6 separate regions of the Mus musculus genome follow, and all the other regions are linked to region 3. The links are chromatin loops, found by intact Hi-C in ENCODE. Cell type or tissue: left cerebral cortex. All regions are shown on one strand. Region 1 overlaps Grid1 (glutamate receptor, ionotropic, delta 1). Region 2 overlaps Grid1 (glutamate receptor, ionotropic, delta 1). Region 3 overlaps Grid1 (glutamate receptor, ionotropic, delta 1). Region 4 overlaps Grid1 (glutamate receptor, ionotropic, delta 1). Region 5 overlaps Grid1 (glutamate receptor, ionotropic, delta 1). Region 6 holds the start of Mir346 (microRNA 346).

The links. Hi-C counts contacts between places; a loop is a spot of excess contacts. Peaks named below come from ENCODE experiments on the same cell type or tissue, not always from the same donor. Only the 100,000 strongest peaks of a DNase experiment are listed, where the experiment ranks them.
Region 1: it touches region 3 in a loop (6-fold over the local background); 2 of 42 quality-filtered maps call a loop at or near these places.
Region 2: a loop joins it to region 3, with 2.9 times the contacts of the local background. A loop is called at or near these places in 2 of 42 quality-filtered maps.
Region 4: a loop joins it to region 3, with 2.4 times the contacts of the local background. A loop is called at or near these places in 5 of 42 quality-filtered maps.
Region 5: it touches region 3 in a loop (3-fold over the local background); 5 of 42 quality-filtered maps call a loop at or near these places.
Region 6: a loop joins it to region 3, with 2.5 times the contacts of the local background. A loop is called at or near these places in 5 of 42 quality-filtered maps.

Annotation. Positions count from the first base shown.
Region 1 is chr14:35,559,349-35,564,348 of GRCm38, reverse strand. It overlaps Grid1 (glutamate receptor, ionotropic, delta 1), which reads right to left. Exons shown (of 16, transcript NM_008166.2): 14 at 1,688-1,854. Among named protein-coding and RNA genes, the nearest start is that of 4930596D02Rik, 250 kb to the left of the region's middle. In left cerebral cortex, no CTCF peak of the experiment used is centred here; a DNase peak (open chromatin) is centred at 2,809; H3K27ac peaks cover 371 bases.
Region 2 is chr14:34,942,432-34,947,431 of GRCm38, reverse strand. Grid1 (glutamate receptor, ionotropic, delta 1) reads right to left here. Exons shown (of 16, transcript NM_008166.2): 3 at 1,395-1,679. Among named protein-coding and RNA genes, the nearest start is that of Mir346, 50 kb to the right of the region's middle. In left cerebral cortex, a CTCF peak has its summit at 4,701; DNase peaks (open chromatin) are centred at 2,055 and 2,615; H3K27ac peaks cover 378 bases.
Region 3 is chr14:34,820,806-34,825,805 of GRCm38, reverse strand. Grid1 (glutamate receptor, ionotropic, delta 1) reads right to left here. Exons shown (of 16, transcript NM_008166.2): 2 at 3,098-3,253. Among named protein-coding and RNA genes, the nearest start is that of Grid1, 3.2 kb to the right of the region's middle. In left cerebral cortex, CTCF peaks have their summits at 573 (motif pointing right), 1,402 (motif pointing right) and 2,489; DNase peaks (open chromatin) are centred at 2,476, 3,065, 3,672, 4,495 and 1 more place; H3K4me3 peaks cover 2,200 bases; H3K27ac peaks cover 25 bases.
Region 4 is chr14:34,881,843-34,886,842 of GRCm38, reverse strand. All of the region lies in intron 2 of Grid1 (glutamate receptor, ionotropic, delta 1), which reads right to left. Among named protein-coding and RNA genes, the nearest start is that of Mir346, 10 kb to the left of the region's middle. In left cerebral cortex, no CTCF peak of the experiment used is centred here; DNase peaks (open chromatin) are centred at 2,032 and 2,395; H3K27ac peaks cover 453 bases.
Region 5 is chr14:35,069,929-35,074,928 of GRCm38, reverse strand. The region is part of intron 4 of Grid1 (glutamate receptor, ionotropic, delta 1); the gene reads right to left. Among named protein-coding and RNA genes, the nearest start is that of Gm41133, 61 kb to the left of the region's middle. In left cerebral cortex, no CTCF peak of the experiment used is centred here; DNase peaks (open chromatin) are centred at 110, 593 and 2,773; H3K27ac peaks cover 623 bases.
Region 6 is chr14:34,894,337-34,899,336 of GRCm38, reverse strand. All of the region lies in intron 2 of Grid1 (glutamate receptor, ionotropic, delta 1), which reads right to left. It overlaps Mir346 (microRNA 346), which reads right to left and starts at 4,728; the gene lies at 4,631-4,728. In left cerebral cortex, a CTCF peak has its summit at 2,816; a DNase peak (open chromatin) is centred at 2,916; H3K4me3 peaks cover 752 bases; H3K27ac peaks cover 1,032 bases.

The DNA of each region.
Region 1 (5,000 bases), 740 kb before region 3:
TAAAGCCACACTTAACTGCTCCTACATCTTCACCAAGTTTTGAAAGCACAATACTTACTACATTGGTTGCAAACCCTACTTCTCAGCCTTCTCTGGTGCATTTGAGGCTTAGCTGATCCTGAGCAAGAGGATCCAGTCTAGAAATCCAGGAAAGGGCAGGTAGTAGGGTTTGCAGATACAATGGTAACATGGTCCAGTGCTGGACTGGAACTCAGGAGAGCTGGATGCTGGAAGAGCATAAAGCACAGAACACACTCCTTTTCTCCCTGAATTACAGGGTAGAAAGTAGGATGTCTTCAATAATTTCCCTGTATCAACCTGGATATTCTCCAGATGGATATTCTTCAAGTGGATAACACATGAAGGCTGCAATTCATGTGTTAATCAGGCAACTGGTGGTTATCCCTAAGCTTGGCACTGAACGGATTTGTTCATGACAATGTTCCTGCCACCTCTTGTCGGGTTTCGATGAGCCAAGGCAGAGCCTTCCTTTAGAACTTCCTCAATCACCTCAATTCTAATTCCTTCCCTCAGCAGGATGCCACGTCAGATATGTCCAATCTGAGGGTCCAAGGCTAGACTTCTTGTGAGACAAGAGCCTTGGCTGGTAAACTGGCTACAAGAAAACAAGCATTGAGTTTACCAATATCATTCAGTTCTACCCTCCCTGCTTCAATCCAGATCATTCAGACCATATAAACTGCTATAACAGAGAACCACTATGGGATAAGGAGAGATTGGTATTCTGAGGGAGAACAGCAGTTTGGAACTTGATCATGCCCAATAGTCTAAACCTAAGCAGGCTCAAGGGACAAACTCATACCAACAATCACATGGGAAATGAAACCCAAGAACAAAGTAGACATGCTGCATTGGTTTCTGAAGGAGATATCCATTCAGTTTAACATAGTTGAAAACTTCCTCTCTACTTAGCCATCCCTCCTCTTTCTCCACAATGCTCCTGAGTTTCCCTATATTAATGAGAAGAGATCAGAATTAATTAACTCTCAGAGGATGGCACAGAAACCCAGAAGCCTACTTTTGACATGAGGAGAATGGAGAAGAAACGAAATGAGAGGTTGGCCTCTCATAACAAAAAAAGGCGAGGTCCATCTCTTGCCCCAGTGGACAGCAGCATCTATTTCATCCAGCCAGGAAATTTGATCCAAAGTCCACAGGACTCATCAGGTCACCTTGCTACAGATGGAGACAGTGCTTCTCGACTCTATTACTTTGCATCTCCACATGGACAACTCACACTTTGAAGATATACTTTTAAAAAGAGACTGTTCGGCCTCCCCAGATCCTACTTAGTCATTTATCTGACTGACTCCTATGTGCATTGGATATTACTACCCATGAGAAGTCCTGGGCCATATCAGATGCCCTCTTCTGCCCAACCCCATTCCTGGGACACTGCTTGACTCTGCACTGATATTATCTACATATATCATAGTTCTACCCACACTGCTGTCTTCCTACAAAGAGGCCATGAACTTCTTCTTTTCACCCTAGTACTTATGCAGGGCCCAAGAAGAGGTATAGAGAAAGGCACATTGGTCCCTAGCTAGTAATTAGGAAGATGGGAAGAATCAATGCATTGATAATGGCTCTTATGTCATAGCAGGAGGTTTTCCTTCTATTCCAGCTGCCAAGGCTGCTAGAAATGATTTGTTATTGTGCCTACCTCTGGGAGAAAAGGTCCCTGTAGGGGCTGCCATGTTGCAGGGCAATCCCGTAGCCCTTGCTGCTGATGCTGTTGCCGATGACAGTCACTGAGCAGTCGTCATCTGTCAGGGCTGCATACTCCACCACGGCCACATCCCATAGAAAGGCGTAGTTCCCCTTCTTTGCCTGAAAGACCCAAATCACCATGAAGCCCAGCATCCTATCTAGCTATATAGTTTCAAGCAGTGTGACATCTCAATAATTAGGTTCCGGGGACTCCTCTATGTGGTCCTACTCACACTGTACAATTAATTCTCTTAGCATTTGTGACTTGTAAATATACCACCAATTGAAACCATTCATCTTAGTAGATCCATCTACAGTTCATAGAGCAGGTGGAGAGCATGAGCTAGACGTAGGTCACAGTGACATTGACTCACTTCTCAATTTAGTACACTCACCCCTGGGGAGTATAGAGAGTAACATTTGGGGTGTAAGACTGCAGAGCAGAGTTTTAGGGGCCACATAATACCATATAATAAATACCATATAAATGTTGAAGGGATTGTGATAATTTTTATTAATAATCTCCCGACTGCCACGTCTTGCTTACCATGAACATGTACATGGGTTTCGTGTCTCTGGATGGCCAAGATGAAATACCAAGCAAAAGCACATCTAGAGTTTGCTATGCATGGGAAGACCTCATTACGGAATGGGATGTGATGGGTACAATGAGGATAAGTATATACACTCATACACAATGTAAACATACATGCATCTTTTAATTTCTTTGTTGTGGGCAGACAGGATTGAAACAGAACCTTGCTGTGCTGCCTAGGCTGCCTTTAAATTAGATTATCGTGCTCTAGCAAGAGCAGGTTTCTGGCCCCAGTACTTCCATACAATGGGATGGTTGCAAATTCTTCAACTGTGAATCTAGCTGCATCCCTAGCTGATACCTCTCAAACTCTTCCACAGCAGACACTCAGTTCTATTTTGATCAGTGATTCTAAATTGGACTAAAATTTGGGCACTCGGAAGGAATGTGAACGGCTTTTCTTCTTCCAAAGAGGCATTGTCACTTGGTTTTCTTAAAATACTGCATAACATTCTTAATGTATCAAAGTGCCTAGTTTCCTTTCTCTGTTTAACACACAGATGCCTCTTGCCTTGTTGTCCTTACCACTATGGCTCACATTGGATGCTGTAAAGCATAGCTGTAGACTTGGTAATAGGGCTGAAGCATCATAGACAAAATTAAACCAAGTTGGCAAGCTGTAGGCTCCTTGGTACTGTCCAGGGCATTGTTCCAGTTCCTGCCTTTGTTGGCTTTTCATTTCCCCTAAGATTCTCCAAGAAGTAAATGGATGCTAAAAATCAGGCTTTTATTTCTTTGCATTTTTCTTTTTTCCCTTGGGTTGGGAAGATTAGGTTTTGAGAAAGGATCTTATGATATAGCCCAGGCTGATTTTAAGGCATGATGACCCAACTAAACCTCCCAAGTAGTAGGATTATAAGCAAACAACACCACGCCTAGCAGGAGGTTTCTTTTCGCAATACCCTAAGTGTCCACAACCCAAGATGTCTTATTTCCTTGGCAGATTCTTTCCATTAGAAATAGTTGTGGGCAGAATATGACCTCCTGCACTGGGAATTGGCTTCTTGCAGCCTTTCACATAACCTTGTAAGAAATGATACACATCTGTGCCACCTACAGCCTGTCACCTGCAGCACCATTCAAATATTATGTCAAGGCCTCATTCCTTGGCCAATCCAATCTCAGAAGTCTTAAAGGACTTTGACCCAGGTTGCAAAATGACATACATCTCTCTCCATCCACATAGGAAGATAACAGTCTTTGTAATCCCCCTCCCACACGCACACACACACACACACACACACACACACACACACACTGGCAAACAAGTTTTCCCATGAAAAGATATAAATTTTCAACCTCTATTTCCAAGTTTCTCTGCAAAATGTTGACTTATGACCTAATATTTGGCTTCAGTCGGACAAAGGAGCATTTCACATCCACGCTTGCAATTCAACATGACAATCAGACACGGTTATTTGTACGATTTCAAAAGGGCATGTCATGTTGAAGGAAGAATTAAGATCAGCTTCCTTTCTACTTCTCAAGTGATGTTTCACAAAGAAAAAAAAAGGAGAAACTGGCTCAGGCCAACTGAAAACTGACTTTAGAACAGCCCCTGTGACCACAGGTGGGATTCTCAGAGGGGGTGGCTGGAGTCCTTCAAGTCACAAGTCCATGCGTATGCAATGTGTAGACTCATAGATAGGCACACACAGCCACTGGGTAGAAAGCCTGCATCTACAGCATTATTGGACAAAGCTGTGCAAAACGCAACATCTGAAAACCATGCAGGCAATTCCCCTGCCTCTATTCCAAGCTACACACGAAGGATTTTCTCTAGAAGTAAGAACTTGCCTTCTTGATCCTAAATACCCACCATCTCCATTTGTAAACAATAACCACTGTCTTTCTTGTTTGTTTGAGGAAGCTTGGCTAGACCTCTAGTCTACATGCTCAAACCATAACATGAGGACTAGTAAATGGTAATGGGACACTTGCTGTGACAGGACCTAACTGCAAATGGGCAAGCCAGCATCTGTATCAATTTGTACAACATATTCTTAGTGAAAAACAAACAAAACAAAAAAATCTTTTTACCATCATAAGTACCCCAGAACTCTCTGGCCCATGTCTCTTAGCCCCACACTGAGTAAAATGCAGTACCAAAATTTCCCTTTAAGGAGGATATTTTGGACCTTGAAGGTATCTCCACACTCTTTCTGGTGTATCACCAAGGCTGTAGGAGACACAGCTATCTTTAATGTGACTGTGCAACATGAATGTTTCAGAAGTAACTAAATAGAAGTCCAAATGTTTAGAGAGATGGATCAGTCAATAAAATGTTCGCTGTGCAAGCATGAGGACCTGAGCTCAGATCCCAAGCTCTTGTGTAAAGAATCACAATACAACTGCAAGCACCTATAATCCCAGTGTTGGGGAAATAAAGACAGGAGGTCCCTAGTGCTTCATTGGCCAGCCCTTTTGGCTAAAGAGGTGTGTTCCAGGTCTCAGTGAAAAGACTTTCTCTTAAAATATAAGGTTGAGAGCAATTGAGAATGAGACCTACCAGTGAGTTCTAGCTGCCACACACACACACACATGTAGATACATGTATCTATGCCAAGAAAAATAAAAATTAAAACAAAGCTGAGATTCCACCTCACACCAATCAGAATGGCTAAGAACGAAAACTCTGGTGACAGCAGATGCTGGCAAGGATGTGGAGACA
Region 2 (5,000 bases), 120 kb before region 3:
ACACAGTAACTGTTTGCTCTTTCAATTCTTCCTGTAAGACTCCCAACAGTTTATTTGTTCAAGTACTGAGGACAACATCCCAGACTAAGGGAAGCAGAGTATTTAGGCAAATGCAAACATATGCTGATTTCTTTTCTTAGTTACATGCTTGGCAAACGGGTTATTTCACCGGGAGACAAAACTGGACTTTACAGGGTTGTACAGCTCCATCCTAACCTCAGCCAAGGGGGCTTCCAAACCCCATAAGTGTCCAGCAACCTGGAACAGGTGACACAGGGGCTGTGGCTATAAACGTGTAGCATAGGGATTCTTAAGAGAACCACTTTGGATCCTGGCTAGTGATCACACCAATATGCATGCTAGAGAAATGCTACAGAAAGAATCCACACCCAAAGCAGACTGGTCTGGACATATACATGGAAACTGGTAAACTACAAAGGACCCAACACCCACAGCAGACTGGAATCGGACACATAGACACAAGCTATGAAGGGTCTGCCGGCTGCAGGAGGGTCAAATCCTGGTTGTGATATTGTGATACCGCTAATTAAGTGATACAGCTCATTAAAGTGCTACCCTTAGGGAACCTGGGTGGAGGACGCATGATATCCCTCTACATTATTTCTCAGTAGTGATATGTGATTATCAATGGTCTCCGAATAAAACCTTTCTGAAGCACAAATCGTGGAAACCATTTTGCCTCAGGGTTGGAAATGGTCTTCTTACAGAGAAGCTTTAAGAAAACATGAACCTGCTTCTCCAAAGCTGGCTTTTATGGTTTCCTAACAAATAAATTATGCTTACTTCCACAGACGAGGTCTTCAAAGAAGCCACGCACAGCCATGCATATCCTCAGGCCCACCGGCTAACAGACCCCTACTTCTGATCTTTGCCCCAGCCTCAGACCCTGAAACAGGGCAGATCAAAGTGAATGTAAACAAAAACCTGAGGCTGGACCACCATCCAGCATGGGGGTAGCCTTCAGAGGACCACCATCCAGCATGAGGGGTAGCCTTCAGAGAAGGTGCCAGGAAGACCTAGCCAGGCAGCCTCCACTTCTGCCTGTACGTAGCTCTTCAGATCCCTGCCAGCAGTTTATTAATATTTTATTGAAAATTCTAAGATGATTCAAACTTCAGCTGTCATGATAAGGTGATGTTGCTAGGCAACTTTAGTGCCTATCTACAGATCTGTTTTTGCAGCTCTTCCCTGATTCACAAAGCTCAAGGTTGGGCCCTACCGCCCTGAGGAAAACTCAGCCCAGACCACCAACGTGGATATATGCCCTGACAGTATGCCAGTACTGAGTCCCATGGTCGAAGCTTCTTACTCTTAGGCTCCCAGCATCAAGCTGTCCCTAGACCCAAGCCTCAGCCCCGCCTCCCCAGACTCACCATACTCGCTGTCATAGAACATGACGAACTTCTGCCAGCGCAGTTCTGTCACCAGCCTGAGCATGACATCATTGAGACGGACAGGTGGTCTCGAAGCCAGTGTGTAGGCCTCGCCGTCAGGGCTAGGGTTCAGGTGGCAGGCAGTACGTGGTGAACCCCCGGGGTTGCGCTGGACAAAGAGGTGTGGGATGTGCATGGCGTCTGTGAGGGACTGCAGGGCATTGGCGGATGCACAGCCCGTGGATGTGACCAAGGCCAAAATTCCCTGGGTCATGAGGTCACAGGCTGGAAAGGAAGGAAAAAGACAGGAAGAGATCAGCATGGGGCACTGTTGTAGAGGCTTCATCCACACAGCTCCACCCAGCAGCTCATGCCTGTGGCCCTGAGATGCCTCCCCACACAGACCAAGAGCCAGTTCCAGCCTGGTCAGCAGCTCCTATGAACCTTAGTGGGTGAAACATTAAAGCTACACATCTCAGGCTCATTTAACAGATGAGGAAAGAAAAGTCAGAAGGGGCCATCATTTGACCCAGGCTAGCTAAAGAAGGGTAGGAGAGAAGGGATCCACCCCCGATCCCCCTGATTCACCAAACAGAACTCTGAATTAGATGATGTTTCCCACCTTGGGCTGTAGCCAAATGCTGGGGAGGAGACCAAAACTCATGCTGCAGAATTTGTGTATTCCTTTTCATGGGCGAAGAGTGTAGCATGTGCTCTGCAATTGTTGTCTGAACTGGACTGCTTGTGTCTGTAAGCTCTGGATGACATCATGATGTCAGGAAGACATATACTTACCCCCAGAGGACCCAGAATAAGGAGAGGTGGTGAGCAGGATTCAAGTCCACTTGAGTTCTATCATGAGGATACTGGGTCAAAGCCCAGATGAAGTGCTTGGCTACAGTTGCCCAGGATTGTTCAAGAGCCACTCGACAATCACAAAGGAAGATGCACCCATAGCTCAGGCAGTTACCAAGGGCACAGAGGAGAAAGGAGACTGAGATGACAACAGCCCTTTCTGAGACTGACCCACTCAGGAGCCTGAACTTTAGACGTCGTCGCCCAGTAACCACAAGGGGCACGCGCCACCGTTGACCACACGCTCATATACCTTCTAGGGCCATCAGAGCAGATAGAAAGATCCTGTTCCCACACTCCAACTCCACGCACCAGTTTTGAAGCAAGCATGTCTTACGAATGTGGGGAAGCAGATGCAGTCTGAAAACACAGCCTGTGGATGGCAGCGAGCCATCTGCTGCACGCAGCAGACGCTGAACGACTTTGACAATGCAGTTCCTTAGTGGGGGCCCTACAGTTTATGTAATGCTTCAGACCCGGCTGGGGAAGTGGCGAAAAACAAGGGTGGTCACCCCAAGGAGAAGGGAGGGAGAGGGTAGAAAAGATGTGAGAAGGGCTATCCCCTACACTGGCTGGCACCAATGGCAGCTGCTCCCATACTAGAGCTTTGCCATACACACTGTGGGACATTGTAGATGATAACTCGGGTCCCAGGTCCCAATGGTTCCTCCACTTCCCATGCAGGGCCTGAGGCTGGGTACACAAAGGACATGAGGTCTCTCTCAAGGATCTCATAGCTACCCAAATGTTCTACCCCTCCACCCTGGCTTCTCGGAAATCCAATCATTTAAACATTGTGTCTGTCTTCAGACACCCAGTGAGAACTGGGGAGACGGCTCAGTGTGTAAAATCCTTGCCACACAGTCATGAGAATCTCAGTTCTGATACCCAGAACCCATGGTCTTTAGTTGCCTGTAGCTCTGTGAGCCTCCTGTCCCATCCATGTTAGCAGATCTCTTAATATAGCCCTTGTTCAGCTCACGAGTAGCAGCCATGTTGGTGGGACTTGATGAATATTAGCTTCTGATATTCAGAGCCACGGTCTCAATGCAAACTCCCTGTTCCCCTGGCTCTCATGGTCATTTCATCTTCCACAATGATTCCTGAGCCGGGGCTTCAGGGGTTGGGTTGAAGACCTATCATTTGGAACCGGGCTCCGCAACTCTATATTTTAATTAGCTTTGGTTTTCTGTAATGGTCTCCATCTATTGCAACAACATCAACAACAACTCTGCAGGCGGCTAAGGAAGGCTGAGAAAGCCTTCCCCAGGGACGAGCACAGCAATGGGTTACTCAATGGCAAATGGTCAGCCCTGAAATCATATACATACAAGTAACATTATACAGACTGAGCAGGTTGTGTATTTAGGAACGTACATATATAACAACAATTAATGAAAAAGAAACCCAGGCATTTGAAATAGAGCAAAGAAGGGTATAGGACAGGGTTTGAAAGAGGAAAACCTAGTTTTTTAAAAGCTGACACAGTGGTGCATACTCATAATCCTAGCCGTAGGTAGGCAGAGACAGGAGGAACCCGTGGCTTTCCGACCCACTACACTAGGGAAGTCAGGGAACCCCAGGCTCAGTGAGAGATACTGTCTCAGAGAGAGACGTCAGCATAAGATGTTGACCTCTCTACATTTACATGCACTCAAACACACACATATGTGCCTACCTGGGGCAATTCGTGAAGGCACACAATGTCTGCACCTCATGCTCTTCATTCTACCTGTACATACTAGATTGCACCCCTCACCTCCTCAACTCATCTTCATGCTCATTCTTGCTTCAGGAACGATTCAACCTCCCGAGGCTGGCCACAGCCTTCATTCAAGATGCCCACAATTCTCTGCCATGGCTCTGCACACGACCTCCATAACTACATGGCTCGTCTAATGACCCTTGAGCTCAAGGAGTACACAGTGATCTATCTCATACTCAACATGCACACATATACACACACATACATGTGCATACACATACACACACATACATGTGCATACACATACACACATATATGTGCATACACATACACACATGTGCATATACACACATACATGTGCACACACACACACATACACATGCATGCATAGTGAGCAAAGCATGGCAGCTCCTAAAGATTTGTGCAAGGATACTGGAGTCCTGACATTTTCTTTTTTTTTTTTTTTTCAAGACATTCTCTGTGTAGCCCTGGCTGTCCTGGAACTCACTTTGTAGATCAGGCTGGCCTCAAACTCAGAAATCCGCCTGCCTCTTCCTCCCAAGTGCTGGGATTAAAGGCGTGCACCACCACACCCGGCTCTTTTTTTTTTTTTTTTTTTTTTTGAGTCCTGACATTTTCATGCTCTGTGTTCCTCATTACTCTCTGGGAAACTATCCAGACCATGGAACTAGATCCAAAAGTAAAAGAGGACACTCAGTGGTACCCAAGGAACACTGCAAACTATCTGAAAGATGCAAGTAGTTCGTGGTTATGGAAGCACTACACAAAGAAAGCACACACAGCCTCTACAGCCGTGTACCCCACAACAATATAAGAAAGCACTTGTCATACATAGAAAGGTACATGAAAAATGATGTAAAAATCTATGTATTTTACAATATCAATTAAATAAAACTCAATATGCATGAAAGAAAGACCAGAAGGAAAAAAATGCAAAATGTTCAAAATGAAAGCAATTTGTAAGTGTTTTTCTTTTTTTATTTTCCTATATTTTGCCAAAATTTCATGACATGAATAGGTAATTG
Region 3 (5,000 bases):
GAGACTGAGACATTTTTCCAGTTACACAAAAAAAGAAACTAGTGACCATTTAAAAAACAAACAAACAAACAAACAATGTCTAAACCAGTAAAAGGCCCTGACTAGAGCCTTGCTTGCCTAGAAAAAATTGCACTTGGGGCTTGAAGGTCAAATGGCACATAGCTCTGTGTTGTCTGTTGTTTAGATTGTTCCACCGGTTGGCAAGTAAAAGACCAGGTATGAGAACCAAGTGTGGTGCTGGAGGAAGGCTAGCCTCTAATGCTAGCACTCAGGAGGATGAAGTAAAAGAAGAGCCTGCGCTACTGAGCAAATCCCTGCCTCAAAAACACACCCCCCCCCCCAAAGTTCTATTTTGCAACTGAAGTACAGACCTAGACAGTCTCCTTTTTCTTGTTTCTTGTTTCTTCTTTTAAGGAAGCTTTGTCTGGATGCCCAGAGTAGCCACTTGCTATGTGAGCACACTAAGCGCACAACAGTGCATTGTTTTCTTTCTTAAAGATTTATTTGTTTTATGTATATGAGTACCCCATCTTCAAACACACCAGAAGAGGGCAGTGGATCCCACTACAGATGGTTGTGAGCCACCATGTGGTTGCTGGGATTTGAATTCAGGATCTCTGGGAAGAGGAGCCAGTGCTCTTAACTTCTCCAGCCCCATGAGGCGTCTCTTAAAGTTGGTTTTTTTTTTTTTTTTCATTAAAAAAAAAAAAAAGGCACATCTACAATACTAGGACTTTTCCCGCCACCAAGGCACAAATCTGCTGAAGCTGTGTGACAGCTGTTTCATCAACAGAGATGACCTCTCCAGGGACCCAGCTGCACAGTTCATCCATGTATGCACCCTGCCTCCGGTTAAAACCCTGTGTAAGGGCTGGGTGTGGTGGCTCACGCCTTTAATCCCAGCACTGGGGAGGCAGAGGCAGGTGGATTTCTGAGTTCGAGGCCACCCTGGTCTACAGAGTGAGTTCCAGGACATCCAGGGCTACACAGAAAAACACTGTCTTGAAAAAACAAACAAATAAAAAAAAAAAACTGTGTAAGATTGTCACCTTCAGTCCCCGGGGTCCTTCTGGTAGAGATAGCTATGCCCTACACCATGAAGAAAGTCACCAGAACCTGCAACCATTGTCGAGGTGTGCTAATCTGATAGAGGCCACAGACAGAGGTCCCAAGGAGTCATGATGAGAACACACCCACAAAAATGTCTGCGGTCAGAGGGCATCTGGAGACAGATTGTGGGATGGGGCCACATAAGAAGGACAGGCACTCCCCCATGACTCTACTTCAGAGGACATAAGACAACAGACCTCTGCCAGAGCCAGAAGCAGCACTTCACAGTCTTTTATGTATGTATTGAGTATTTTGCCTGAACACATAAGTGCATCACATTTGCGCAGGTACCAGCAGAGGCCAGAAGAGGGTGTACTTTAGACCTGAAGTCACAGGCAGTGGTGAGATACCATATGGGTGGTAGTAATCAAACCAGGGTCCTCTTCAAGAGTGGGAAGTGTTATTAATTGAGCCACCTCACCGGCCCCACAGATCTCAGAATAAAACAACACCAGTCTCTCCCTACCCACCACCACCTCCATTCAGCTCTTGAGACTGAAGATTTGGGCGTTTAAAACATCCTCCACCCTTTGAGCCTTACAGCCAGCAGCCCCTCCCCAAGAGCTGCCCCCTTCTCATCTTTTGCTGTAGTTAAAACCAGAAGGCCCTCAAAGTCCTCCCCCCATGCTGTGTGAAGATCCCAGCACTGTAGACTACATCCATCCATCCATCCATGGCTCACCCATCTTGAAGGTTACCGGCAGACTGGTAGACAGTATATAACCCAAAGCAACAGGCAGACCCTAGGCCCAGCAAGCCCAGGGAGAAACTGACAGCTGAGCTCCCTGCCCTGTAGCCCCGCCAGTTCTGGGAAGAAGTCCCTACATGCTATGCTTTCTACTGTACCCCTGTATCGGAGGCACTCGGAAGCACTAGCACCACAACGGAGCCTTGTTTGTTGTAAACAAGACAAAGGAGAGCGGGAAAGAGAATATAGTTGAGCAGGTTCCTGCCAGGGCCTTGACCAGAAATCAACAACAAGAGAGAGGGGACACTTCAAGAGCCTCCAGCCGAGTAGGCGTGGAGGGAATGCACGGGAAGGAAAGACAGAGGGAGCTGCTGTCACTAATGTATCAGAAGACATCAGACAACGGACATCTGCGGATGCTAAAAGCAGTAGTAGCTCCCATTACTTAATGTATAGATGTGTTTTGCCTGCACACATGTAAGTGCACTACGCGAGTGCAGGTGCCAGAGGGTGCCAGCAAAGACTGGTGGCCTCACTGGCTGCCCACCTGTTGCCCCTGCCTCCGCGAATCCTAAGCGAGCTAGCTGCGGGGGGCGGGGGGGGGCTGTTGCCCTGGGCAGCTAGTATTTTTCTGCCATCAGACCTAGTCCAGCTAGGCTCTTTTCCTGAGCGAACAGCGCCCACCTCCGGTCCAGGCGGCAACGTCTCCTAGGTCCACCGAGCAAGCACAAGCAAAGACGGACTGCTCCAAACACAGTGGAGAGAGGCAGAGAAGCTGAGGACCCGAGGGGCAGAAGCTTCTAGGACCCACAGAGTGTGCAACTGAGCGCTCGACAGGCTGGGCTACAGACAGGACAAACAGGAAGAGCTCTGAGCTACGAGCTCCCGTGGGCTGCAGGACACAAGAGGCTTCTGGGGAAGTGCACACGACAACGGGAACCCGACACGAAGACACACCCACCCACAAACACGCGAGAAACAAAGACCTCCCTGAGCCACACGCCTGCTCGGTAGCGGCGCAGAGCGCACACGCGCATCCACCTGGCCGGAAAGAAGCCACACAGTCCTGCCAGGAGAGCCGTTTGAGGTGCGTAGAGGCTCTCTGCTTGCCCAGACCGCACCGAACCGCCTACCTTGCTAGGCCTGGGAGGACACGCCACCATGCCTGACATAGCAGCCAAGTAAGTGCCCAAGAGGCTCTGTACAACGGATTGGGTAGCAACCCTGCCTGGACCCATTGCTGCACGGCCTCACTGCCTGCAGCCTAGTGACTCATGCATGGGCTCAGTGACCACTCACCTTCTTGCACCGCCTGGAACGGATTATTGGCCTCGATGACCTTGATGGAGTAGGTGATCTTCTCACTCTGCAGGATGTCATCATTGAGGCTCAGGTCTGATACAGCCAACTGGAACACCCTGTCGTCCTTGGCTGCGTTCTCCTCGAAGATGGCACCTGAGGAAGAAGAGGGGTCAAGACCAAGCCTGGAGAGGAACCCTTCCCATGTTCATTTAGCCCTAGGGTCAGACCACTGGGTACCACGTGGTGGGAGGACTGAGCTAGACTTTGGTTTGGTTTGGTTTATAATGCTTTGTTGAGACAGGTTCTCCTTCTGTGCCCCTAGATGCTTTCAATTCATGGTGATTCTTTATGCCTCAGCCTTCACAAGTAGAGAGATTTCAGGCATGAGGCACTAGCCTCAAGACTCTGTGCTGATTGTTGATTGGGTAGTTTAAACATCTCCCATCATAACCCAAACGGGGTGTGTTCCCCTCGCCACATCATACACGTGCACGGTTGACATAAGTTACACATTCATAGCCCACATGCTACCATCAGGTCACATGTGCTTCTTAAGCAAAGCACCTCATGTCCCAGCCATGACCCATACAGTAAGAGACTGAGGTAGCCTCCTGCTCAGATGCACCTGATGTGGTCCCATAAATCCCATCCCAGGAACCAGAGTAAATTCTCCAAAATGATAAGGTTCCCCTATCCCAATTCCAGAATGGAGTGATGACTTTTTTTTTTTCCTTTGCATTCCCTGGCAAATGCAGAAGTGAAAAGGTGGTCCACGGCCGGCCGGCTCTCCTGCACCAAAGACTTTTTTTTCTTTAAGCAGAAGGCATTGATAACCAGAATCTTGTATGGTCAAGATGCTACCAGGCCTGGTGCCTCTGCTCTTCGTTTCTCACTTCCTCTTCCTGTATGTATGAAAGGGGTGGGGCTATATCCTAAACCCCTAGACATTCTGATCTAGCAAGACTGGAGAGTCCCAGAAGAAACCACTCTTGAATGGCCCTTCTAGAAGCAGGAACAGCTCATCCGGAGCTCTGGCAGACCTGACGCTTTCACTAGGCACACAGCTTCCCTGACCCTGCCCCTATAGCGGAGATCAGTTGGACTGCTGCTCTGGGGTCCTCACTGACCCCCCACAGCCCCTTTACCAGGCGCCGAGGGTCATTGCCAAGGTCCTATTGCTTGGCCTTCTAATTGCCCTGGAGCCGAGAGCTGGGTAGGAAAAGGACTCGGCTCCCGAATTCCTCACTATACTGGAGCCGCAATGCTGACCGCGAGACCCACTCTGGCTCCTGGGCGGGAAGCACGTTTGGATCTTGGCCCGGCACCGGCACCAGAGGGGAGGCCGCAGCCCTTGGAGTAGAGACTCTGTCCCTGTCATCCCCTCCACCTTCTGCTCCGCGGGTAACATCAGCCACGTTTCCTCACACCTCCCAACCCCCAGTTTATCCGTGTTAGCTGGTCTTTCCCAACTTCCGGAAAGGCGACTGCAGAGGGGCTCCCCCATAAGCGACCGCTGTTAGTCCCCCAACCGGGCCCAACTTCTCGAGATCCCAGCCATTCTGCTCCAAACTCCTGATCACTACCCCTCCTCCGGTCTCCCCTTCCTCTGCTTTTCCTCTTCTTCCTCTCCATCCAGCGCCCCCCACCCCACTATCCATGCTCCTTCCGTTCACCCCTACCATCCACACTGTACGCTGGCCCCAAGACTTATATCAGGCAGAAACTCTAGGACTGTCCAGGATTGGGCTGCAGTTGCCACAACCAGATACACACACACACACACACACACACACACCGAGAGCTACACAGACACACACCGAGAAACGGGCAAGCACTGTGTCCACTCTAACAGGCTGACAGAACGCGACAGTCGCACTGAGAAGCTCAGATGGCCCCACAC
Region 4 (5,000 bases), 61 kb before region 3:
GTCTAGATAAGGCAGAGGTATGAGTGTATAGAGGTATATATACAGGCACCTAGCGTGGGAACAGGTATTTGTTTAAGTATAGATACAGCCTCCTCTTGGATCTCACTACAAGCTTAGAGATATTTATTCTCCTCCATAATAGGAAAAAGGTATGAAGAAGAGCCTGGACCATCAGCCTATAGCAGCCTGGAAATCAGAGCCCAATCAAAGATTTGGAAATGATGCCATGGGGAGTAGCCAGCGTCCCTCAGTTCAGGTGGCTGATGCTATAAATGAAGTGGCTGCTACAGTTCCCTCAGCAGCGGAAGAGCCCAGGCTCAGGTATGTTTTTCTTGATTGCTTGGGTCACTAAATTTGGGGGAACTTCCATGGGCTTCAGACACGCCCTACACACCTTCTCCCATGAGTGAGGTCAAAGGGAAGAGGGTGAGAATTTGAGGCAGGCCTTCCAGGAAGAGCTTCTCCAGGGAAGACAGGCTCACCCCTCAGCATGTGGTTGAGATGCTGGGTCAGAAAGAGGGAGAGTGGACCCCAAAACTACCAGGCACCCATAACCTACCAGGTCCTGACCCTGGGCATGAGAAACTTAGCTGCTTCTAACCTTCTGACTCTGAAATATGACCTAACAATAATGCCTGCCCTTAAGGAGACTAATGTTCTGCACTCAGGCACCTAGCAAGAGCTCTACCAACACTGACACTTGCCACTAGCCTTAGGAAGGAACTGGGGACACATATGGGGCAGAAACTAGGGCCTTCAGTCATCAACAAGGATTCAGCCACCATTGCTCAGGCTCTGGCCAGGGCCCAGACATGGCCATGTGGTGTTTGCTCCTTCAGGCTATGTTACTGGGACTCTTGGAAGCCCCAGGGGCTGATAGGGAAGATGGACATATGACTTCTGGCTGTGTGTGAGAGCATTTAAAAAAAAGAGAGAGAGAGAGAAAGACAGGACCACTCCATCCAGGGACAAGAAGGCTACACAGTATAGGACCCTAAATGCTGGTAAGATGAAATCCAGGAGGATACACGGAGAAAGCCTGGTTTGTGGAAGTTGTTGAAGAGCCTAGCATGGGAGGCTCCAGGTATGCCATGAGATGAGAGTAGGAAAGAGCAGATCTATGGGGAAGAGGACTTGCCATAGGAAAAACGGGAGTGGCAGTGATCAACACATTCCCCACCATTTCTCTGCGGGACTGGTACTTCAGGTCAAGTCACTGATAAATTCACATCTAACTGAGCATTGGGGGCTACCTCAGACAAAGGGCAATCAGATGAAAGCCTTGTGCCTGGCCCCAGTAACTTGCTGCTCAATTGACAGGGGATGCTACTGTCACTCTACCAAGTGCCTTTTTAACAGAGGGGAAACATGAAAATGACCCACGGCTGACTGTCCCAGTCCACAGTGCTTAGACATCAGCCCCTGAGTCCAAAAGGACCACAAGTTCCCAACCCAAGAACTGTGTATGAGGCTTGTCCTTAGGACAAGTGCATTAGCTTCTTTGCTTCCTAGGCAAAGTATGGCCAGCTAGACTCTCAGACAGGCCACAGAAGACAGCTAGCTGACCCCTTCTCATGGCCTGGTTTGCACAGAACAGCCTACATACTATACCTGATGTCTTCCATAACATCTAGTTTCACGTCCTTCTTTAACCGTTTCCCCAACCTGGGTGACATCTCAGTAGTCGGTTTAACTCTGAGCTCTGTGCTTTCAGCTCTGAGCTTGTTCTGTCCTGGAGTTTTCTGAGGTCTCCTAGCCATGCAAGCTAAAGGTGACTGCAATCAGCAGCCATAGAGGATGTTCCTACAAACTGCAGGAAAATTCTCCCTCAGCAATGATGGTCTCCTTCTCCTCCTCCTCCTCTTTCACCCCACATGGCAGCTCAGCTCTGCAAATTTCTGCCTCCAACTAAAAGTGCCCATTTCTGAGTCACGCTATCACCTCCTTTAGAAAAAGGCACCTGTGGCTATGCTCACAGCAGTCCAAAGATGCTCTGTCAAAGGCCAAGCCATATGGCGGAATCTAAGTATGTGCACAAAAAAGAAAGGGTGGGGACTCTTACCACACACACTGTGGCACCTGCTTGCCTATCCATAGCCAAGTTCTATGGCAAATGCCAAGAAACTCCCACATCTCCTGCGTAGTTATTCCCTCAACAAGCAAGGCTACAGGGAAAGGGCTCAGGGAGCTGAAGAGAGGCCAAAATATCCAGGTAGGAGGTCATTATAAGAATCACAGTGGCTCTATCACCTGCACTGCATGCAAAAATAAAGAGGTGTGCACTCGGAGACGTTAATAATATGCCCACAAGATATGCAAGATGATGATGGAGAACTCTCAAAGTTATTCTAGAATGTGCGCAACATCCACACAAAACACTTGGTCGTCAAAATGACTCAAATGAAATGGAACTTTATGGGAGCCAAAAAGTCCTGCTGAACTGCCGCAGGCCTGCCTACGTGCTGCTTGAAGAAGAACAACTTAACACGGTACCTTCGGATCCTCGTCATCAGGCTCGCGCTCAAACTTCACTGCAGCCATTACCTCCCAAAGCCCAAAGCAGCAAGGCACAAACTCCCAGATTAAAAAAAAAAAAAAAAAAAAAAAAAGCTCCATCTAGCAGTGGACAACCATAGCTTCCCCTCAAATGTATGGCCAAGGGCTTCCCTGGGCACAGTGAGTCCAGCCTCGTGGGCACAGAAGGCAATGCAAGCATACTACTGAGATAGTGCATGTGCTACCGGAGGGCAGCAAACCTGCCTGTCTCCCAGAACTCAGCTCCTTCCTGTACAGCCATAGGACTCCCTCCTCTGTGCCTGCCCTCCAGCTTCAGTATGGATGTCATGCTCTCACTTCCAAAGCTCTTGCTCCCTGGGCCATTAGAGTCTGCCTGATCCAAGCACCTATTTCGCTTGAGGAATAGATTGATGAGACTTCTGCCACTCAAGGCGAGCAGCCTAACTGGTGGGTCCCCACAGTGATGCCTGGGAAGAGTGCAGGGGAGGTACAGCATCCTCAGCTCCATACTGCCTGGCGAAGACAGAGCAATCATCTTCACCCCAGGAATATCAGCCGGTCACGAGAAACAGAGAGGAAGCTCCACAGGACAGTATTATCACTTACGCCACCTTCCTAATGGTAAATTACTAATATCAGAGCATTGCAAGTCCCTTGAAGCTCTTTACCGCCTTAGTGAGTCAGCACACACCATTTCAACCCGGCTTCCTCTGGCCCCCTTCACCACGTCCCATGGCCCACCCACTCTCCCCATGGCTGCTGGCTTAATCTTCTTAAAATGGTTCTGATCATCCCAGTTCCCTGCTTCCCAAGCCACAGGGCTGCCCTAGCCTGCCTTCCCCAATCCCCACTCTCATTTTCTTCCGCAGAGCCTCCTGCCCGCCTCCTTCTCTAATACACTGGACATTCCCCTACAGAGAAAGATCGGACCAATTGAAATGTCCTGCCTACCATGTGCTGCTGACTCACGCTGGACGGACCTCTGCTGAAGTTTCCCAAGAAGGGACCCTCACTCATGCTAAGACCAGACACTAAAGATCAGACTTGGGAGAGGTCCTGTGGTCAATTTACCATCAGGCAGGGCAGACTGAGAAGGGAAGGGGAAAATAACACAGGAGGAGCCTGAGAGAGAAAGCAGGAATAGAAGGCTTCATGATCATCTGAAACTGCTAGACCCAGCCATGTATGAAGCTAGATATATTCTCAAAAAGCAAGCTTAAAAAAAAAAAAACTCATTTTACTTAAACTAGTTTAACTTGGATTTCTGTCACTTAATTAATATATCTCTCCGTGCCCACCAAAAGAAGTGAACTGAATGGCAGATAACCAAACTACTTAGGACTTCATGACAGAGAAGACAGAGGAAAACAGAAAATGGAGACTAAGAGACTGAGAGACACAGTACCATCAACTGGGGGCACTGAGATGCTCTGTCGGGAGGAAGAGCCAAGGACAGGGTCCTTCAGGGCAGTAAGGGGCAAGAGAGAGTGAGGCCAGAAGCAGTGCGGAAGGTGGGAGGAGCTTCTTTTCTGCATCTCACAGGCAACCAAGAGAGGGCTTGCCTCAGTCCATACTGTCCTGAAGCCTCGGCCAGAGAGAGCAGCCCTAGAGAGGAAACACCCAGAGCAAACGGAGCAGGTTCCCAGTCTCTGCAAGGCTCCACGCAAGGCCAAGGAGGTCCCAGATGCTGACCACCTCATGTCCCAGGACAGCTACACAGATCATGGGACTCACTGCCCTTCTGCTCTTTTAGAGCCCATCTGGAGGGAGGCTACCCTGGGCCATGTGTGTGAGGCCCGGGAGTGAAGCCAAGAAGGAGCCCAGTAGAATAAGGGGAAGCAGAGCCCAGGTGACCCCAGATCCACAGCACAGCAGGCAAGATACACAAACCCCCAACTTTCAGAAGTTAGCTGAGGAGGAGAAGCCAGGGAACCCAGCGGGGAAGAATAGGACTCAGTAGAAGGTTTGTGGGAACTCCCCGAAAGCCGTGCCCAGTCACCCCACAGTGCCTTCCTCTCTTGTGAGTCCTGAACAGGAAGACACTCCTGGGCAAAGGCTACCAACCGTACCACTTCTGTGTTCCATCTAGCTGAGCCATGGATCACAGTGTTGTTGTGTCTGTCCTACACCAGGGAGGAAGCCCTACAGGCATAAGGGCCACACACCCCATCCTTAAAGGAACCACTTAATAAAAACCAGTCCGCCATCCATGCCCCAGACACAGGCATAGCTCCTGACCAAGACCTAGGACCAGGACAAGTGGCAACAGCTCATGTGCAGCTCTGATATCAGGGAACTCCTTCCTATCTGACAGAGTCAAGTGGCCCAGCCAGAATCCCAAAACTTAAGTTTTAACCCAAGATGGCTCCCAGACAGATCCTGTTCCTCTTCTTCACTGTCACGGTCAACTGGGTCCCGAGATTGCAATCCTACAACCCAGGATAGGAAGGAGGCTGTCTGGTCAGAGAGGGGAAAGTCCTACA
Region 5 (5,000 bases), 250 kb before region 3:
GCCTGCAGCCCCTGGGCAGGCCTGTGCAGACTAGCCTTCCCCACCCCCCACTGTCCTTCAGTTCATGCAGGGCACGTACTGTAGGCAGCACAGAAGGAGCAACTGTCTGCCAAGGCCCTGACACTGGCTGCCTCTGTCCTTGCCAACAACCACGGACTGTCCCAGCCCTACCAACACTTCCGTAGCTTTGTCTCCGCTTAAAGGCACAATCTTGCTCCACCAGTTAATGAAGCACCTTCTCTCCCACAATTCCTAAATTTCCCCAGAGTCAAATGTAAAGTGTATACAATTGCACAGCACACAGCTTGATAAAAGAAAGCTTATATCTTTAATAATTCTCAATGAAAGAACATCCTGTGAAGGAATTGCCTAATTAAAAGACAACAATGGGATAAAAAGCAAATAAAAAGGGAGAGACGGAGAGGGAGAGAGAGATCACACGTGTTAATGTAGAACTAAATAAATATCCTCCACTTGAGATCCCTTAAACACTTTCTTAGAAGCCAGATTTACTTGTTAAGCATTCAAATGAATTCTATCTTTAAACAGGCTTGAAAAATGAGCAACTGTTGACTAATTTTGTATCTCTGTGCTTAAAGAATGAGGGATGTGGCCAAGAGCATGTGGGGATTGCTGTTCTAGATCTGGAGTTGCTAGAAGGATGCCGGCTTAGGGAAGCGCCATCCCAGCCTAGCAGAGGTCAGAGAGCAGAACCTGCTTCTGGAGACATTATACTCTGTCCTAGTAGTACCACTAGGTACAACCTCAAGCCCCAAAGCCTTAAGGCAACAGTGTTAAAAAAAAAAAAAAAGAAAGAAAGAAAATGAAAGAAAGAAAGAAAGAAAGGAAGGAAGGAAGGAAGGAAGGAAGGAAGGAAGGAAGGAAGGAAGGAAGGAAGGAAGAAAGAAAAGAAAGCAGAGAAGCCGCTAGGAACCTTAAAGAATGACATCATGACAAAGGCAATGACATCATGAGTTTCCTTTCTGTGTCAGGCATTTCATAGTTGAAGACTCTGCAACATCAACAGTTCACAGCATGATGGGAAATCCCCAGGTAATGCCAGCCCTAGCTCGAGGAAAGGCCACCAAAACAACAGACTTGGATACAATGATCATGTTGCTCTGGTGTCTAGCCAGACACTTCAGGGCATAGTGGTTTGGCTTCACTCACACTCACAAAGCCCAAATGAAAAGCCTAGAATTTCCACTTCCACCTGGCTGAAATAGAGTACTCATTGCCTGTGGTGGGCATTGTCTGACAAGTCCTCATATAGATGAGAACACTCATCTCTACGCAGAAATATAGAAATCACATGGATACACATACTCTCACAGCACAGTGTGTGAAATACTCCCAAACGTGCCCCAGCATAAACAAGAAGCCCTGCCCCCAGCCCTAGCCCTCAGCAGAATTCCAGGGAACAGCCTAGATGTCTACCCTGATTTCATAATTATGAGGAAACAAATTGATTTCCCAGACAGCACTAGGAGAATTAGCTAAAATATAAGTTATAAATAAGTAAGAAGCAGAATTTGAAATGTCCCCAAGATATTCAGGTTTCAAATAAAGATCACTACTCACATTAAGAACCAGAAGAAGTTCAAGCTGTATGGGAAAAGAAAAGACAAGCAATAGATTTGAACAAGGAAGATGTATTCACATTCTGACAACCATGTATAAGCGGGGATCATTAAAAAAAATGCTTCAACAAGCAATTGCCAATATGTTTGAGCCAAAAGACAACAGAAACTTCAACAGAAGGTCAAGAATCAAAAGGAAATTTGTAGACTGAAAAAATATAACAATATAAGACTCCATGCAGGGGGGTGGGGCGTGAGGCCTGGAGGCAAGAGCCAATGAACTAGAAGATCTAATAGTAGAGGCTGCCCAATCTGAAGAATGGGGAAATAGACTTTAAGGGAACCATCGCTACTTTAAGAATCTAACACTGGCACATCAGAGTCACAGAAAAGGAGGAGAGAAAGGGTGGGGCTGAAAAGGTACTTGAAGAAACAATGGCCCGCACTGCTTAGTTTGCAAAAGATGTAAACCTACAGATTCGGGAAGCTTTCATGAGTAGAAAAAACCCACAGATATCTGTATCAAAAACATATAGACAAGTATTTGATAAAATAAAGACAGAGAAAAATCCTGAACGCATCAAGAGATTGCTTACAAGGAAAAATAACAATTGGAATGGCAAACTATTTCTCATCAGAACCACCGAGGTCATATGTAGGTGACCCGATATTTCCCATGAGGGAGTGACATGACATTTTCCATAGGAATGACAATAGCATTTTTCAACATTTTTTAGGAAAAGACCTGCAATCTAGGATCATAAATTCAATGAAAAATATCCTGTAAAAAGTGATGGCAAAATAAAGACATTCACACATGAATACATTCAGAATTTGGTGTCAGGAGGCTCAACCTAAAGAGAGGCTTCAGGTAGTACTCGAAACAGAAAGGAAATTGTCAAGTAAGGTGCCTTGAAATAGCACAAAGGAGGAAAGAATGTGGTAAGAAATAATAAGGGTAAGTATTATATACTTTCATTCTCTGCTTAGAGTTGCTAAATTTTGCTTAACAATTGAAAGAAAATTATAACACTGTCTGGTATAGTTATACACATAAGTGCAATAAATATGTAAGACAATTATATATAGGCAAGGAAGAAAGACAAAAGAGAGATAAGTTTTCTGTGCTTCTCTTGAGCTGGTAAAATGGCAATGAGCAGACAATAATGAGACTGTGTGCGTGGGTGCATAGGTACGTGGGTGCATGGGTACGTGGGTGCATATGTGAGTGCTCAAGTTGGGGAAAACCACTTCAAAGGCTAGACAAAGAAGTTCACTAAGCAACATTATAGATAAATCAAAATGGAATTTTAAATAACGTTCAAGTTACTCAGAAAAGAGTCAAGAAAAATAAACATACAGCACAGAGATCAACTGGAGCCAATAAATGAAATGAAAGGTACAGAGGCAGAAGAGACAGCTCAATCAGTAAAATGCTTGCCTTGCAAGCATGACCACCTGAGTTCTACTCTCCAAAACCCACGTTTAAAAGGAGCTGGGCATGATGACACATACTTGCAATGCTAATGTTGAGGAAGTAGAGGCAGGAAGGTCCCTGGGGCTCACTAGCTAGCTACACCCCAGACTGCCTAGCCTCCCCAGGCATACATACAGAAACACACACACATACATACACACATACACGCACACACACACCAAAACCATGGCAGATATAAGCTTGAATACGTCAACAAGGACAAATGGCCAACTATACGCTACTATGCTGCACTGAAAAGAAAAAAAAATCTCAGCTTGTTATAGGAAAATTTCTCTAATGAACAATAAAGAAGTTGAAAGTAAAGTAATAGGGAGAAAAACAGACTGAAATCAGAAATCAAGACTTGCCCATTAACATCAGATAAAGAATACTTGAGAGCAAAGGAAATTGCCAGAGACAAAAAGGGAATGACAGAAAATCATCAAGAACATAATACCGACCAATTCCATCAGCCAACAGCATCTAACACACACTTGTGAACATTTTACTCAAAAAAACAAAATGTGCATTCTGTTCAACTGTCAGATCCTGTTTGAAATCTTGGGCTTTTACAGACTGTGTCCTGTGATCACTGTGGAATCAAACTGAAAATCAATAACATACAAATAATAATAAAAATCTCCAGGCAGCATGCTATAAAACAACATTGGGGTCAAAGAGGATGTCTCAAAAACAACCCAGAAATCTTCTTGGAACAAAACGAAGACAAATGAATTGAACTGTGTCAGATATAGTTAAAGCAGCATTGAGCAGGGAACTTGTAGCACTCACTGAAGGCATGCATTTTAAGAAGTCACTAGTCTTCTTTGTCAAAGATAAATGTCCATATGTGCATGGGTTTATTTCTGTGTCTTCAACTCTATTCAACTGATTGATCTGTCTATCTCTGTATGAATACATGCTGTCTTTATCACCTACTGCTCTGAAGTAGTCTGAGGTCAGGAATGGTGATTCCTTCAGAAGTTCTTTTACTATTCAGAGTTGTTCTATCTATCCTGGGATCTTGGTTTTTCCATATGAAGTTGAGAACTGTTCTTTCCGTGTCTGTGAAGAATTGTGTTAGAATTTTGATGGGTATTGCATTGAATCTCTACAATGCTTTGGGTAAGATGGCCATTTTACTATGTTAATCCTATCTATCCATGTGCATGGGAGATCTTTCCATAATGTGATGTCTTCTTTGAATTCTTTCTTCAGGGAATTAAAGTTCTTGACATACAGATCTTCACTTGTTTGGTTAGAGTTATATCAAGATATTTCATATTATTTGTGACTATTGTCAAGAGTGTTATTTCCCTGGTTTCTTTCTCAGCCCATTTATCATTGTATAAAGGAAGGCTACTGGTTTCTTTGTGTTAATTTTATATCTATCCACTTTGCTGAAGTTCTTTATCAGCTGTAGGAGTTCTCTGGTAGAATTTTGGGGGTTGCTTAAGTATATGATCATATCATCTGAAAATAGTGATAACCTGACTTCTTCCTTTCCAATATGTATCCCCTTGATCTCCTTTTGTTTTATTGCTCTAGCTAGAATTTCAAGTACTATATTGAATAGGATATAGTAAAGGAAAGAGTGGGCAGCCTTGTTTTTGTCTTCACCCTGATTTTAGTGGAATTGCTTCAAGTTGCTCTCCTTTTAATTTGATGTCGACTATTAGTTTGCTGTATTCCACTATGTTCTCAGCAGCCTTTCTCATAATAGCCAGAAACTGGAAGCAACCCAGATGTCCCTCAACCAAAGAATGGATACAGAAAATGTGGTACACAATGGAATACTATTCAGATATTAAAACCAAGGACATCATAAAATTTTCAGGCAAATGGATAGAACTAGAAAATATTGTTCTGAGTATGATAACTCAGTGCCAAAAAGACAAGCATGGTATGTACTCACTGATAAGTGGATATTAGCCAAAAAGTAC
Region 6 (5,000 bases), 74 kb before region 3:
TTTTGGAGAATGGTGTTAAATCCTGCAAGTAATGTATAATTACATATATTCATATTAACTAGGAAATATAAAATATCAGGAAAGAACAGGAAAACTTGGGTCTGTCCAACATTGAAGGAAAATGCTCTAAGTTTAAGTAAAAGGTAGGGGGCAGGGATAAGATTGTGGGCTGTTAGCACCACCCAGATTAAAAGTAATTATTTCTAGAAATGGTGTATCACTCAATGGTAGAGTGCTTACAAGAGAAGCCCTTGATTCAATCCCCACTACCATAATAAAAAAAAAATCTAATCCAATGAATATAGAGTCTAGCTTCTAGCTTCACCCTAACAATGCATGTGTAGGATAGAAGCTAGCACAGGTGGCAAGCATGGAGATGGGAACAGAGAAGAGAGTGATGGAATGGAAATGGAATGGAAAACAGTAAGCAAAGTGGGCTGAGGGGAGGGGTGACAGGAAGCAAGGGGATTCTAAATGATAGTCAAGAAGCCTCCTCCTGGGATCCAAAACAAATGTCAGTATCACCCGATGGTCTTGCTCTTTGGACGTTGGAGGGACCCATGAGAACACAGGCTCTGGTTTCTCATTAATAAGCTGACATGCTTTCAACTGAAGTCAGTCTCTTGTGAGCTTAGTTAGTGTGAGGCAGACAATATGTGGTCATGGAACAAGCAAGAATCACCATGTGGGGTGGTTAGGTCAATAAGCACCATTCTTCTTATTATCTGCTACCTTAAACCGGGAGGCATAGGCACCGCCCACCTGCCATTCGTGCACTATTAACTACACACTGTGAGTATTACTTCATGACAGCCTTAACTCTGATCCTTACGTCCAGCAGGCCTTGGGCTTTCTAATGACCCCTGGACTCCAGCAAAGCCTTCAGGAGCTCCTGGTCTCTGTGGGAACTGACAGACACGCCTACAGTAGATGACATCCCAGAGGCCCAAGGCAGGGGCTAGAGAGGGCTGTTAGGAGCTGGGCTATAACAGAGTGTGTAGGTGAACATGGGAAGTATTCCTCCTCCAAACATGGAGCAAGAGCACTTCCCCAGCATCTGGCTGCAAATGTGAAAACCATGATGACAGACAGGACAGTGATGGAAAGTGCCTCAGGGAGGCCCCACAGACAGGTTCACCCATCACCAGCCTCCTGGCCTTGCTGAGCCACTCCAGAGCTGACAAGGCAGATAGCTCCCTTGCTTTCAATGGAAGAAAGGTTTTGTGCTTTCTGCTTTGTCTTTAGTTCTGAGCTAAACAAAGATCTGGCAGGTGGGAGATGGAGCTGCTGTCTGGGGAGTCTGCTCTACCGGAGACCAGATAGGTGTTCATCAGATCTAAGAGATGGCCTTCGTAGAAGCTGCAAAGGAGGGGTGTCGTATGAGCCCACAAAGACCCAAACACCTAGCATGAAAGAAGCACCCTTCAGCCTGCTCAGGCTCTGCATAGGGGCTTTCTACCCAGCCAGGAGAGGTGGAGTGACTATTACCCCAACTTTGGCAGGAGGAAACTGAGACCCGCCCCAGCAAATTATATGACTGCAAAAAATAATCCGACAGAATCTAGCTTGAGGCTGCCTCATATATGCCAGGGGCTCTGTATCGGTGGGACTTGCTGGATCCCTGGAGGACACAGGGCACACCAGACCTGCCAGCATGGGACAGAGTGGACATAATCTGTTCATTGGTGCTGCAGATGAGACATTCGGTGAGTGCAGAGCCCCAAGCCTGTCACCAGGCATCACTGCCCTTCTCCAGAAGGCAAGCAAACTCTGCAAGATTGGTAACTGGTTGACTTGAGTTCCCAGTGCCTGGAACATGCCTTATATACTACCTAGCCAAGGGTCCATTAGCAGCAAAGGTCACCCCATGTTCCTGCGCCAGGCCTCATATGACCAAGCCCAGGTCTAGGACAATCCCTCAAACTTCCTCTTCCTCATCTCTAATCTGGATCAGCAAGAAACTCCTTAGAGTGTATGGAGTAGGAGAGGAAGGCCACAGAAAGGAGAAAGAAAGGGTAAATAGAACCCACTATCTACAAGGCCAGGTGCTACGAGGTATGGAAACCCACTGGGTTTGCCCAAGAGGGCCTGGGTAGGTGTTTATGAACGCTACACATGCTTGCATCCAGCAGCCACCATCATAAAGGTCCCAGTTCCCATTGAAAACCCTGAAGGTCATGCCCAGCTGGCATGCCCTTGCCGTGTCTTAGGGCTAGACTCCTTAAGCATCTGTTACGGAATATTACTATCCAAGGAGCAGTGTGTGCCTGGCACATCACTCTTTATAACCAGTCTTGAAAGGTGGACCTGTTGTTCTCCACCAGCAGGTACCAAGAGTGAAGCTCAGAGAGGTAACGCAGTTTGCCCAAGGTAACACTGCTAGGCAGTGACATGAATTGGGTACTCTTTCCACTGCCCAAGCTGCCTCCAGGAGAAAGAGAACGAAGAGAGAGAAAAGGGACTGACTCTTCTGGTCTGCCCAGGACTTGGATGGGAGAGAGGGGGCTGGGTGGTACTTATGGCTCCACCCCCGTGCCTGGCAGCTGTTAGCACTGCTGGATCTGCTGCTGGATCTGTCACTCATCCTCCACCTTATCTCTGCTCCCTACCAGGGCCCCACTTCGCTGCGAACATACTGCACTCAGAGAGGTTAAAAAATCACCCAGCACTACGCTCGCTGCCTTTCCACGAGCTCTAATTCCAACCTCAGTCCACACAAGGTTCCACATCACTACAGACTTGCGCTCCTTGTCCCCAGAGGCCCAGAGACAGAGCCACCGCAGCAGCCAGGCAGGAAGCCCTCGTTCCCAGGCGCACAGCCCCCTCCCCCGGCCGCTAGCGCAGCATAGGCTGCGTTTGTGGGAACGCCGGCCCCCGCGCCGAGAGAGAGCCGATTTATGCTGGAGAAAACATCTTTGTTCTGAGGGTGAAGGGGAGCCATTTCCAACAATTTCATGCTCTGTTCGCGGGCCCGGTGCTGGGGTGGCAGCGAGAGGCTTGTTCTTCGAGGCAGAGCCGCACATAATGAGGCTTCTCACTGGCGCGCTCCGCCACCGTGCCAAAACCCAGGACGGTTATTTATCCATTAATCTGACATTACACCCCCCCTGCATTTTATCTGCGTACATAAATTTGGTGGTTAGAGTGTGTGCCTGGAAGAGAAACTCCTGCATTCGATTCCTACATATCCGTGCAGGCCATGCTACCCCTATAAACTCACCTTTGACTCCCCTGGGCCTCAGTGGTCCCAGCTGGGAAGGCTTCAAGGAGGAGTTTGGTCCTTCTGTAGGAAAGAGGGCATTCTCTAGAGAAAGACTGGTCGTCCTCACCCACCCCCACCCACCCCTCTTCCCCCCCCCCTACCCCATCCACCCCCACCCCACCCACCCCTGAGTCCTAAGCTCCTGTCCAGTGGTCTTTCTTTCACTCAGCAAAACAAGCCACTTTCTTCACTTCTTTCTGCAACCTCCAAGGTCCCCATCAGATCAGGGAGAGCAACTGGGATCCTAGGTCCCCAGGTCTGGGCTGGAGACCTGGCTGTGTGACCCTGCATCATCACCTTGCCTCTCTGGGATGGTCCCCCCACCTTCTCTCCCAATACTGCTTTAGAAATTAAGAGAATTAATATTTGTCAAATGCTTAGCACAGTGCCCGGCACACAGGAAGTCTCAATAAGAGCTGATTTACAAACACCAACTAGTATTTAGGAGCAGGCTTTCAACAGAATACAGGCTAGACCACTGAGTCTCCCCTGCCCCACACCAAGGCACTCTATAGACCACTGAATCTCCCCTGCCCCACCCCACTGCACTCTATTGAGAGGAGCATGCCATTCAGACAGACTGAAAATGCCCAGCTCTCAGTTATACAGAGGATCCAGATGATGAAAATGAGAGAGGGGAGGGGACTTGTCTAAGAACCCAGCAAGTTCACGGCAGAGCTGGGAACATATTCCAGTTGTCTTCCTTCCAGCAGGTTCATGGCTTCTGTGTTGATGTTGTTTCACAGTGACCTTGGATGCTCACTTAGCTCATTCTCATATAGAGCCTTAACTAAACTCTCCACTTCATGCTCAGGCTGAGCCATGGCAGACTGTAGGTTGCTGGCTTCCCCCATCCCAGCAGCTTTGTCACTGTGGAGCTAGGAGGCCAACCCCACGAGCAGGTATAACCTTACCCCTTGGTCTTCAATGTCATTTTCTTCATCTTTGAGTTCTCTGCAACATCTCTGTCGCCTGGACACTTAATAGAACTCCCAGCCTGCCCTCCCTGTGTGCCCTTAGCACCTTGTCCCACTTTCTCCCAGGGCTGGAGTCTGTAACCTGCCCCACAGCTGGGAGACATTTAGTCCCTGCTGCTCTCTACCCTGCCACACAGCCCTGGATGAAGGACTCCAGATGCAGCTTTATCTGACGAAGTGGACCTGACCTAAGCTTCACTACACTTCTTCAGAGCCCATCTTCAGTCATGTCCACTCCCTCGCCACTCTGTCCTTAGGGCCAGACTTCCAGGATCTTCCCTGACTTGGCATAGTGATGCCCATGCTGGCTGTGAAGGTCAGGTGTGCTGTAGACCAGAGGCATGACGTCGTGAGTCTGTAACCAGAGAGAGGAGCCAGCAGTGTGTCCCTCGAAGGAGCAGCTCTGCCCAGGCAGCTGCAGGCCCAGCCCCTGCCTCCTTCAGAGCAACAGAGAGGCAGGCACTCGGGCAGACAGACGCCCAACACAGAGACCTCCTAACCGCCTGGTCGCAGCACCTCGGCCCTGTCTTCCGTGGCATCACAGATGAGGAAGCCTCTCCAGGAGGCCAACTCTGTTGAGCAGAGACTCAGAGACTCGCAGGGGAAAGAGCTGCTTCTTGGCCACCCTCAGAAATCCTCCCAGTAGTGCCATCCTTCACAGAAGCCTGGGACCTGCACTTGCCTGGCCTTTTGCTTTTACTGGCTAGTTAAGTAACTAAAGTAGCATGACCAGAAAGATGTCGCCTTGGCTACACACTAGG